Regions from separate parts of the Homo sapiens genome. Here region 2 is linked to region 1. The links are chromatin loops, found by intact Hi-C in ENCODE. Cell type or tissue: endothelial cell of umbilical vein. All regions are shown on one strand. Links, peaks and the distances in the headings refer to the core of each region. The heading gives the core; the rest is flanking DNA.

The links. Hi-C counts contacts between places; a loop is a spot of excess contacts. Peaks named below come from ENCODE experiments on the same cell type or tissue, not always from the same donor. Only the 100,000 strongest peaks of a DNase experiment are listed, where the experiment ranks them.
Region 2: a loop joins it to region 1, with 14 times the contacts of the local background. A loop is called at or near these places in 2 of 110 quality-filtered maps.

What each region holds. Positions count from the first base shown.
Region 1 is chr21:14,708,857-14,715,257 of GRCh38, forward strand. No RefSeq gene overlaps it. Among named protein-coding and RNA genes, the nearest start is that of SAMSN1-AS1, 130 kb to the left of the region's middle. In endothelial cell of umbilical vein, for the core only: no CTCF peak of the experiment used is centred there; DNase peaks (open chromatin) are centred at 2,625 and 3,555; H3K27ac peaks cover 2,500 bases.
Region 2 is chr21:14,530,585-14,536,985 of GRCh38, forward strand. All of the region lies in intron 1 of SAMSN1 (SAM domain, SH3 domain and nuclear localization signals 1), which reads right to left. The region is part of intron 1 of LOC124905053 (a long non-coding RNA gene); the gene reads left to right. Among named protein-coding and RNA genes, the nearest start is that of SAMSN1, 13 kb to the right of the region's middle. RefSeq lists enhancers at 3,007-4,206, 3,081-3,180. In endothelial cell of umbilical vein, for the core only: no CTCF peak of the experiment used is centred there; a DNase peak (open chromatin) is centred at 3,537; H3K27ac peaks cover 2,152 bases.

The DNA of each region.
Region 1 (6,401 bases), core at 2,145-4,644:
GGCAGCCCACTTGACTACCATCATAGGAAAAGTTGATCGAAATATACATTAAACCATGGTTAATTTTTGCCTTCACTGTATATGCAATACCGATACAAAATACACATGTAGGCTGAAGACTCCTTCATCTTCAATGGTGTCCTTAATTGTGATGTTCTTTTTTTAACCTACAGCACCATTGATACAAACCCTTATACTCCTGCTCTTATTTCTACTGAAATATTTTATAGACAACCCTTTTCTATGATTTATACCTCATTATAAAATCAAATTTCTAGGCTGTCAGAAAGAAATTGAGTGCAGCAAAGTAGGAACTAGTTCTGTGACATACTGAGATGGCATATCAGCTTGGAGGCATAAGTCCCAAAGCAGAAAGTGGGAATTATAGATACCACCTACATTCATTCATAAATAGGAGAAGAAATAATGATGGTACAGAACAGTGATTTTCAAGTCATAATGCAAGAGATTCTTAATAGTATTTTAAATTTTAAAAAATGGATTTATGATTGAAGCTATCAAAATTTACCAGAGCTCATTTCCCTCTTGCACTATAAATTATTATAACATTTATCTTATTGAAAAACACAGATATTAATTAGTTATAAAATGAAATCCAGTGACTCAACTCTCTTCAGAAGGAGGGTCTACCAGTGTCCTTAAAGCTCTACTACTAATCATGATAACACTAGTTATTTTTGCTGTTTGAACTTTGACCTGTTCTTTTGACCAGTTCAAGGAGATATGTGAGCACAGCATGTAACACTGATTTGTACCTAATTATAAATCAAAGTTTCTTAAATCATTTACATAAATTTGTATAATGTGGAAAGAACTAAAAGTTAGACTTATGAGCTTCGCAAATCATTTCTTCTACCTTAACTCTTTATTAATGTGTCTCTTTTTTAAAAAAGAATCAACGGATTCTTCTTTGACTCAACACTCTCCACTTCTCACACTCTAACCCTCAGCGTCTAACAAACTGCTTTCAAGTGTTCAGGAAATGTATGTAATGAGTGTATGTGTGAGTGCATTGGTGTATATGCGTGTTTCCTTCTCATTGATGAGAAAGGGTATAGAATGCTCATCACTAGAGAGCTTCATGAAGCGAATAAAACCCCTGTTTCCTATGATGTTATTATTCCCCTCAGGAGCTTAGGCCAGATGATCTCTTAGAGTCGTTTTTTGATCTATAACTCAGTGATCAGTGAGCCAGCTTTAGGTCATCCTGTACTCTTTAGTACACAACACTATTGCTCAAGAGTACTATATGGTGCCCCTGGGCCCTGAAAAACTTAATGTACAACTCTAAGAGTCTAAATTACTGCCAGGGAGTGATGTAGGTAGTGAAAATAAATTCCATTAATATCTTGCTAAGTGGTTAATCAGCAAGTCAAATAATAATAATAAAGTGTTAGATCTGTTTTCTCATTCTGTCCTTTATGGACAGAAAGAATACCTGTTAGGTGTGTTCCTCTTAAACAGCCTTTAATAAATTTTAAAGTAGTGATCAAGACTTCCCTTGGGTTTCTTATCTCTAAACTAAATAAACCCTATTCCTTTCATCTTTACAAGTAAGATCCGTTTTCATCCCTTTAATCATTTTCATTGTTCTCGCCAATGTTCTCTTCAATTTATTCACATCTTTATAAATGTGATGAACAATAATATTTATCTGAAGAAGTACTAGAATATAATTTGGATGTTCCTTCTTGACTATTTTTTGTTTGTTTGTTTTTGCTTTTTTTTTTTTTTTTTTGAAACGGAGTCTCTCTCTGTCACCCAGGCTGATCTGGTCTCACTGCAAGCTCCGCCTCCCAGGTTCACGCCATTCTACTGCCTCAGCCTCCCGAGTAGCTGGGACTACAGGTGCCCACCACCACGCCTGGCTAATTTTTTGTATTTTTTAGTAGAGACGGGGTTTCACCGTGTTAGCCAGGATAGTCTTGATCTCCTGACCTCGTGATCCTCCTGCCTCTGCCTCCCAAAGTGCTGGGATTACAGGCGTGAGCCACTTTGCCTGGCCCTTGACTGTATTTTTAAATGACACCTTAATCTTAATAAAGAGATTAATGCCAAAATCATAAATGGAAAATCTAGAGATTTTATAATGACTGATTGCAATTATGGGCAACCATTCTAGCCAGTTAAGAGAGTATTCGAACACTCTCTGGTTTGCACATCAAGTTTACAAACCAAGGTCTGTTTAAAGATAACAGTTTTGGTAACAGAGTATTTTGCTAACTACAGGAAGGTAGGGAAGTTCAAGCAGCAATATTAGATAATCTACTAGAATAAAGGATTATAAAAACATACATACAAGTTTTCCAATTCAGAGATCAACTATTTGTGCTTAACCATTCTAGGCTTCTCCCTTAGTAATTGGATCTCTCTCTGAAAGAATCCTGAATCTAACAAAAATGCACAAAATCTAATGTATTCTTCTCTGTTAATATGGTACCACAGCTTGGTACTTCTTACTTTCATAGTTTTATTAAGTTTATCAATAATGTGGCCAATTGGAAATGACCACTAATGCAGTTAAAATAAGACAAAACAAATACAAGAGTCAAATGGAGGAGAGTCCCATGACTCACATTCTCATTCAGTTGCCGGTTGTTTTTTGTTCTCTCTTGTACTAGTATTCCCTGAAAGGCAGGAAATACTAGTCCTCTGAACATATCCAGCCTCCCTAAGGAAAGTGACAAAAGACCACTACAGAACTATGTGCTCTATAAACCAATGCCTAGGATCAGAATGTCAGAACAAATTCATCCAAACTTGTTTATCTTTTCATTTGTGAGACTCAGGTATACTCAAAGTTCCACACCACTTATTACAATCCCTCTTCTTCCGAAGGGTAGAGTTAATTTTAAAGTTGGATGCATCATTTAGCACTGTTATTTCCAAAGACAGTTTACCAGAATATGGCCACACTGAAGTCTGCTGTTGGCAAGAAGAGAGGAAAGGAAAGCCAGTCAATAAAGACCAAAAACAGTTGTTCCCATCCTTCTACCCAGTTCATGTCTCTTTACTACTGTGATACATTCTAATCTCTTTGGCAACATAATTATGTTGTATTAATGCATAGTAATCTCAATCACTTCAAAAAGTTCTCTAGCTCTTGAACTTATCACCTTCATTATCAATGCAAGAAAGAACTTGAGGCAAAAGCAGTCAACGAGAGAAAGAAAGTCACTGGCTTACTTCCATAATGCTGAGCATGATGCCATAAGTTTTATTTGCATAAGGACATTTGATTCTTCTTAGAAGAATGGCAAAGAAAACTTTGCAGGACAAATCATTGAATCTCCACCAAGAGGAGAGATTAGAAACAGTCTGAATACTATGAGGAAAATAACCCAGATGGTAGGTAAAAATCAAAGGAACTGACATATATCCTGGGGCAACAGCTGTGGTCAGATCAGACAGATACTATTTATATGTCACTGAGGAAAGACACAGACATATTTATGTACTTAAGCCCAAAGGAATGTAAAGCTACCCTTGACCTTAATGAAAAGAGCTGTAATTCTTTTGGTGTTCCATAGTAAAATTAGTGGTCAACACAAGTTTTGTTGGCAATGTTACATAACCACACTTATGTAGATCATAATAACTGTTGAAAGATGAGCATTCAGAAATAACTTATTATGTACAAGAGATATGCATTAAGATTAACAGCTAAATTATTCAGAAACCATGGAGGCCGGAAGGCACTGGGATGACATATTCAAACTTCTGAAAGTAAAAGAGTGTCAGTCAAGAAGTCTGTATCCAGCAAACCTACTTTTCAAATATAAGTAAGAAATTAAGACTATCCCAGATAAACAAAACCTGAGATAATTTATTACTATTCCACAAGAAATACTAAAGAGAGTCCCTCAGGCTGAAATAAAAGGACACTAGATAGTAATGTGAATTCACATGAAGCAATAAAAAGCCCTGGTTAAGGTAACTATATAGGTAAATATCAAAGAGAGTATGTATTTGGTATGTTTAAATTTTTTCTTCTCCTATTTAATTTAAAAGATAACTATGCAAAGCAATAATTATAAAACTCAGTTGATGGGTTTATAATGTATAAAGATATAACTTCATGATAATCCCAGAAAGGAAAGTGAGGGAACAGAGCCAAATAAGAGCAGTTTTTTATACTATTGAAATTAAAAAGACACTAATCTTTTTCACTTCCCCTCAAGATGACACTATTCTTAACTAGATTATTGTAAATTAAGTGTTCTTTGTAATCTTCAGGAAATCACTAAGAAAGTGAATCAAAAAAATAATGAAATAAATGACAGGAGAATTAAAATGGTACACTAGAAAATATCTACTTAACACAAAAGAATGCAGTAATATAGGCATAAAGGAGCAAGAAGACATAGAAAACCACTACCAAAACATCAGACATAAATCCTACCATATTAGTAATTACATTAAAGGTAAATGGAATAAATAGTGCAATAAAAAGTTAGAGATTGGGAGATGGACCAAAAAAAGAGATCCACCTATCTGCTGTCTACAAAGACACTCTTTAGATTCAAAGACACAAATAGGTTGAAAATAAAAGGGCATACCATGTAAACAGTAACTAGAAGAAAGCTGGAGTGGCTATACTAATATCAGACAAAGCAGATTTTATTTGAAGCCATTCAAGGTAAAGAAGAAGCATGAAATATAATTCCTAAGCTATTGATCACTTCATTCTACAGTAGTGGTTTAGAGACCAAGGAGCATCTGCCACCAATTCCTATCTCTTGATTATTGTCCCTTCTTTTGCTGTCACCTTGGAAACAGAGACTTCATAAACAGGTAAAATTGATTATACATTCTGTCTAAAATGTACTTGTGTTTATTTTATCTTTAAATAAAATTTGATTATAGTTTAGAATATAATGATCTTACTAAACAATCACTTATGTACACAAAATAATACAAAACAAATGTAAGCTCAATTAAGTGTGACACACTCATGTAACCAACACTCAGATTAAGAAATGGAACATTATCAGCATTCCAGGACCTACACTGTTATCCTCTCTTTCAGTCATTTTTTCCCTCAAAGGATAACCACTACCCAGACTTCTAATGCAATTGGTAACTTTTGTCTGTTTCTAGATATTACATAATGTAATTGTATAGTACGTGCTTCTTTGTGTCTGGCTTCTTTCATTTGATTCCATTTTTATACAGTACAACCATATTGAGACTGTAGTTCTAGTTTGCTCATCCTTTTTGCTGTATACAATTCCATTATGTGATTATACCATAATGTATTTATTAGTTCTACAATGGAGAGACATTTGGTGGTTTCCAGATTGAGGCTATTATTAGTAATCCTGCTATGAATATTTTTGTAGATATCTTTTGGTGGATATATGCACACATTTTTCTTGAATATCTGACTAGGATTAAAACTGTCAGGTCATACGATATACAAATGTTCGGCTTTAATTACTACTGTCAAATATTCCCCAACATAGTTGCACTGATAGACACCCCACTAGCAATATATGACAGTTAGTTGCTCTATTTGCTCACTGATATTTCATTGTCTGTTTATCATTTTAGCCATTCTTATGGGCATGTAGTAGTATCAAATTATGATTTTTCGTTTGCATTTCTCTAATGACTGACAAAGTTGGACACTGTATCATATGTTTACTAATCATTTCGAGATCTTCTTTTCTGGATGCTCATTTTTACATTTGGATTTTCTGCCTTTTACTTATTGATTTGCAAATATTTTTCCCAGTCTGTAGGTTGACTTTTGTTTTCCAAATGGTCTTCTTCGGTGAACAGATATTATTAAAATGGTAACAGTTATCATTATTTTTCTTTTGTAGTTATTGATTCTGGTCTTTCTTTAAGAAATATTTGCTTAATCAAGGATCTTTAATATATTCTTCTATACTTCTTCTAAAAGACTTATTGTTTTGCCTTTTACACAAGTCAGCATTTCATCTAGAATTTTTTTATGTGTAATGAGTGACATGTGTAGAGACCTATATTTAGATAAATATCCAATTGACTAAGCACCAGTTATAAAATGGTCATCTTTTCCCCCTTGACTTCTAGTAACACTTTTGTTGTTTAATTTCTTTCTCCTCTTTTATTTGGCCAACTCTAGTTCTAGAGATGTTATCTTGTAAGCATGGATGCACAGAAAGCCAGGAGTCTAGCGCAAGAAAAAAAAATCATGTAATTATTTCTACTGTTTCTCAGCGCTTTATAGTCTAGCCATGCTTAATAAATGTTTTTCTTTTATCATGTTTCCTCTTTTACCTTTGCCAAATAACATGTTACTGGTGGAATAAGTAATATTGTTCATAGAATTTTTAAAAATTGTAGCATACAGAAAGTAAGAATAACCCACAATTTCACCACCCAAATGAAAA
Region 2 (6,401 bases), core at 1,998-4,497, 180 kb before region 1:
TGTCTGGATGAACTATCTCTTGAAACTAAAACTGACAAAAAGTTTTCAACTCATGCACCAGCATGGATAGTTGGTCGATGTTTCATGAAGAGCTGTGTTGAGAAGCGTTCTAAAGCCATTTTCAGAGTTAAAAAGTCATGATTAACTGTGTCCACAGTGGTTACAGAAGATAGTGGGTGTTTAGGGGAAGAAGAGAGGAACTGCATTTGCCACCTCTACTCAAATTATTTCCCTGAGCAAATTTTGCATTACTAATTTTGTTATCTAGGTACCTTGATACAGGGAGGGCAATTCAAAAGATGGATGACTGAAATTTTCAATTTACAAAAAATATACATTATTCTTCCATAAGTTTGGAAATTAACTGTCTTTTCTATGCATATTTTATTTTTCTATTTATTATAGAATATTAAATAATATTTTAACTAGTCACATCATTTTCAACTATTTTAATTCTATAACTAAACAAAAACAAATAATTCTACAAATAAATAATTCTGCCTAAATAATACTGCTGTATAGGATATGGCAAATAGACAAAAGGTAATATTGAAGATGATGGTTTAAAAAAGCAACTATTAGTTAAGAGAAGAATAACTTCGAATATTGATCTCAATAGACCTTACTACATTAACCATAAACTTAAATACCAAATTTATTCTGGTTTTTGTAATAAGTGACTGATTTTTCTATTTGTTGTACTGTTAATAAGATTTATCATATGTATTTTGTATAGTGTCATTAATCTAAAAGACAAACTATTAAAAGTATAAAAGAGAAATTATGTCTATTCAATTTTATCATCAAAGGAGTTAAAAAAGAAAACCCAAGAGTAACATTATTAGCTAAGTTAAATTGAGCAATTTCTTTCAGGATCTTAGATGTAAGCTTTTTTTTTTCTTTTCAATAATCAGAGAGAGGAAATCTCAAAAATTTTTTATTATCTAACATGATGGAAGAATGTGCAGTACTTTTAAGCCCCAAAACTTTTAAACATACGTGATAATTGAGTATGCTAACAAAACTTTAGTTTCCTGAAATATTTCCTAACAGTTTACCCATCTCATCTTTACACTAGTAAATTCCAGTCACTCCAGATTTTAAAATAAAATAAAATTATCACCAAGAGGCAAACATTTATAGTACTCATTACTTTGAAATTATGGTTAAATAAAGATGTAAAAATTAAGTTGGGAAAACAAAATCCTTTTAACCAAATTTCCTATCAAATTATCTGGAACAAAAACTCCCTTTTACTTCCATTAGTCTTAAAAGTCCTCTGCATTCACTTGGCCTCTGGGTACACAGTAACCTTTCTAAAGGTCTGCCCAAGGGATATTTTAGTCATTCTGTGATCTCCTTGAACACAAGTAATGACAAACAATAAGCTAATTCTCAAAAAGTTTTTTTTTGAGTCATTTTTACTACTTTTAAATGAGTGTGTCTGATGCATGATTTTGGGCCCCCTGATTAATGGTCACCGCCAGCCCAGCTTCTGGAGTTGTAATGTTTCCGTGAGCTTCCCTCCAGCAGAGCTCGACCATTAATCCAGTGGCATATGTCAGCTCAGCAGAGCAAGGTCACTCTTCTGTTTCAAGGGGAACCTTTTTAGAAATAATAAAACTGACAGAAAGTTCTTTTTTGCATGCTTTATGCCACCTGAGGTTGAGTGCTGCAGTTAATATCATAAAGCTTATAAACATTCCCATCCCAGGAAGCACCCACTGCTGCTGGTCTTAGGAATTTAAACACTTTTTTTCTTAGTAAGAACAGACATGTTTATGTGGGGGCAAATATATGGTATGTCATCCCAAATAGAGGAAGAATGGGTGGGAAAATAAAACAGTAAGTTCATGTTAGGAAGTTTGGAAGAGATGTTAGTGTCCTATAACTATTTTTATTGTCAATTACATTTATTTACCTTTTAGAAAACTGGGATTTGGTTAGATGAATACTTCAATCTCCTGAGGGGGTTAATAGCAGAGTTGAAATATAAGAGTAGTGGTAAAAAGAAACTCAGTTTATAATCACTCCTTGACCTATAATGTAATGTTCAATAATTGTAGAACATTTATCTTTGAAGGAACTGTATTTTTAAAGTTATAAACATTTGTTTTATTGGTAATGACTTTTTCATAATTGATAATTAAATACAGTGAGATAGTCATAATCTTAAAGTAATTTGAAATTTTTAGATGTCCTAACATACAAATCAAACAAAAGATAAAAGATGATTGCTATGTAATAACTTACAATATAAAGAAACTATAATCATAAGTATTACAAAATGTACATATTTAATATTTTATTACTTTTATTATTTATTTATTTATTTATTTATTGAGACAGGGTCTCTTGCTCCAGGGTTGCCAAGACTGGAGTGCGGTGATGTGATCATAGCTCACTGTAACCTTGAACTCCTAGGCTCCAGCAATCTCCTGCTTCAGCTTCTTGAGTAGCTGGGACTACACATGTGCACCACCATGCTCAGCTAACTTTTATTTTTTTTATTTTTTGTAGAGACAAAGTCTCACTATGTTGCCCAGGCTGGTCTTGAACTCCTGTCAAGCAATCCTCCCACTTCAGCCTCCCAAAGCATTGGGATTACAGGTGTGAGCCACCATGCCCAGCCACTCTTATTTAATTAAAAATAGCAGTAGCATAACTGTAACCACGTAAAGTATTCAGGGGAAAAAAAACCCCAGAAAATTCCAATTTGCTCTTTTTAACCAAATACTGAGACGAATGCCATATCACTATGTAGATTTTGATACAAGGTAAATTTGACTTGACTCTTACTCCAGGAGTTTAAGCTGTTAAAACTATAAAAAATATAATAAAGAAACTTAGTTATTTAATTGTATTCATTTTCCTTTTGTAGAGAAAATGTACCTGGAAGTGAAGCCAGTTAGCAACTTAGCTCAATCCTTTTAGGAAGACAATACATTGGTCAAGTATCACGTCTCTATGTCCAGGGTCACGCCCTCACCTCAACAAGTATGGGAACTTTATTTTTAAGCTTGCAGAAATATACAACTTCAAGGTGACTAATTCATAAACCAAACTGATAAGATATCAAAAATGGCAATACTAACCAAGCGAGCATTGATTTGCTGTGGGAAATTCATCTGCCAAGAAAAATGCATATTCATGTTGACTGATCAAAAAATTGTTTCCCCTGAAAGAAACCCTACACAGGACACCAGATCATTGCTGGAAGTTTGCTTGATTCATGTGGTGGTCAAAGTAAAGTCAATTAAGTGGTATTAAGACTAGAGACATGAAGTTCTTCTCCTAGCCTTAGGTACACATCTCACCTAAGAGAAGTCTGTCCAGCCAAAAGGGATTTTTGCTTCAGCTGTTTTGCATGATTTGCAGACACAGTGGCAAATTTCTACTCTCCCACCTATTTCTAGGCTGTCTGCAAAGCAACACCCTTTTGCTAATACTTTTTGTCTTTAAGGCAGATTACATTACAATGTGTGATTATTTTGATTCTAGGAATGGTTACTTTGTTTTGTTGTGGGTGTTACCCAGATCTTTATCAGTGACGCATTTACAAACTATCTTCTGGAGTAGACTACTTCTGCAGATGACTAATATTATCCATTAGTCATTTCACACTCATTATACATATATTGAGAAATCACTACTATGTTCTATACTATCAATGTTTTCAGTGGTGGCCAAAGTGTTATAAAAAGCACACGGAATCTGAAAGTCAGGTAGACCGAGTTCAATCCCTCTTGAATCCTCAACAAAAATCCCAGGGATGCAAATATGAGTCAGCTACATCCCCTGATCCTCTGTTCTTGATGGTGAATCTAGTTGGGAGCACATACTGAAAAACTGTGAGTTTAAACAACAACAACAACAACAACAAACAGAGAAATGTGGAACAAGCACAACGAAAATAGAAAGGAGGGAGAGACTTTTTTTCTTTTTTTTTTTGAGACGGAGTCTCGCTGTCGCCCAGGCTGGAGTGCAGTGGCGCTGTCTCGGCTCACTGCAAGCTCCGCCTCCCGGGTTCACGCCATTCTCCTGCCTCAGCCTCCCAAGTAGCTGGGATTACAGGTGCCCGCCACCAGAAGGAGAGATTATTAAATGGACATGTACTACCAGCTAGGAAGCATACATATGGTAATTTTCTTAATTCTCACATCAACCCTATGTGACATGCTTTAAGACTTTCCCTTTTCATGATTACCACAATGAGGCTCAACAGGCTTAAGAAAATGTTCAAAGTCCCCTGGTTAAGAAAGATCAAAGTAAGACATTCACACTCAGGTCTCTATGCCTTTAGTTCACGTTACCTACTGCTCTGCTAGACTGACCCTAATACACTACCCTGGGGTAACTGATGGAGGCTTTCTTGAGGAAGTGACAGTCCACCTATAAATTCGAATAGATAAGAATTCATGAGTTGGAAAAAAAGCACAGAGCATTTTAGGCTAAGAGAAGCACAGACAGAAATGTATGAGAGTGGTCAGATCATCAGGAACACGGGCCTCACTCCACCAACCAAACCAGAAGATCTGGTATTAGGGCCCAGACATAGGTATTTTTATAAAACACCCCAGATGATTTTAATATTAGGTTGGTGCAAAAGTAATCATGATTTTTGCTATTATTTTTAATATGCAGCCAGAAAGCATGGGTCAAGGGGGTCAAATAGATGTTTTACTTTTTAGTTTTCAAATGATTCCTAATAGAGGTCTAGTGGGTTGTGGCAGAGTTACATTTGGATGTGAGGAAGGAAAGAATAACAAAGACTGGAGAGTGTAGGTAAAGGCAGTCAAGTCAAATGTGGGGCTGGCAGCATGAAGGGATTGGTCAACTGGAAGTGGAGAAAGATCTAGAGTAATTGGAAGGAAGGAAACAACTAAAAACCTAATCCTCACTTCCAATTAGTACAAGCTCATGGACTATGTTATGAGCTGAATTGACTCCCACAAATTCGTATGTTTGAAGCCCTAACACCTTGTACCTCAGACCATGACTGTATTTGGATATAAAGCCTTTAAAGAGAAAATCAAGTAAAAAATGTGACCATTAGGGTAGGACCTAATCCGTTCCTACTGGTGTCCTTATAAGATGATGTTTGGACACACAGAGAGAGACATCAGGAGCACACAGACACAGATGAAGAGGCAATAAAAGGGCAGCCATCTACATGTCAAAAAGAAAGGCCCAGAACAGATCCTTCCTTGAAAGCTCTCTGTGAAACCCACCCTGCCAGCACCTTGATCTTGGGTTTCCAACCTCCAGAAGTGTGAGAAAGTGGATTCCTGTTGTTAAAGCTACTCAGACTCTGATATTTTGTTATGGCAGCTCTAGCAAACTAATACAGACTAAGTGAAGGAAGGAGGGGGACTTAGCCAGCTGTGGTGACAAATGGCTCTCTCTATCTATGCAAGAATCACTTCATCTACCAACAGAGATAGTTTAAAATCTTCTGCTATTAGTAATCAATTCTTAATGGAGGACATTTTTGTTTTCTACTAAGAAGCTAATATGAATGTCTTGTTTCTGAAAGTTCATCGAAATCTTTAACACTAGAAAGGAGGAGAAATGGATCAGTTTGGTAATGATAAATTTGGAAACGGATATGTAAAGCATGGACTTGATTCCATTATTGTAAAAACAAACAAACAAAAAAAAACACAGTTTTCAGGGATTTTGAAACTATTTATCTCCAAAGCAAGGCAAAGAAAGACTAAAGAGATAAGTGTGTGACTAAATTGATTTTTAACAAATCCAGCATCTTGGTAGTCAAGGTAGTGACCTTATAAAGCTTCCTATAAAATACAATATCCAAATTTCCAAACAAAGGGGAGGCTACACTTCTGTCATTTCTCTAGCTATTCATCTGATCTTTCTGAATATTATCTGAACACTTTTCAAGTATAGCTAATACATTTGGCCCCAAACATTTTGCTACCTGCTTGGGATAAAACTTGATTACAGATTCATATTCTGTAAAACGGAAAAGCTAAAATGTATTAGTGCTTTGTTTGGAGAGAAGTGGTCAAGGCTAAAAATTATTTAAAAGGTGCACTACGAATTAAAATAAAATCCAATGGAAAATTATATGTTTAAGAAAGAAGAAGAAGAAGCCTTTGCAAAGTGAGACATCAATTTAGGGGTGAATTTCTGGTGACTGTAAACAATGGAATGAGGCCATTTCTCCTTGGCATGCAAGCACCAACTGGAAGCAAGAATGGGACCGGACAGTGGAAACTTTCTGTCTGCCATCTTTAGACAGCATGTAGTAAGTTACCTATAAACATCCAAATGGATAAAGTAAGTACAAATATATCCCAAATTTAGAGTCTTCTCAACACCAAAGTCAACTGGGCCGTTCCTTTGTCTGAACCACAGTTATCCCTTGCCTGGTTTCT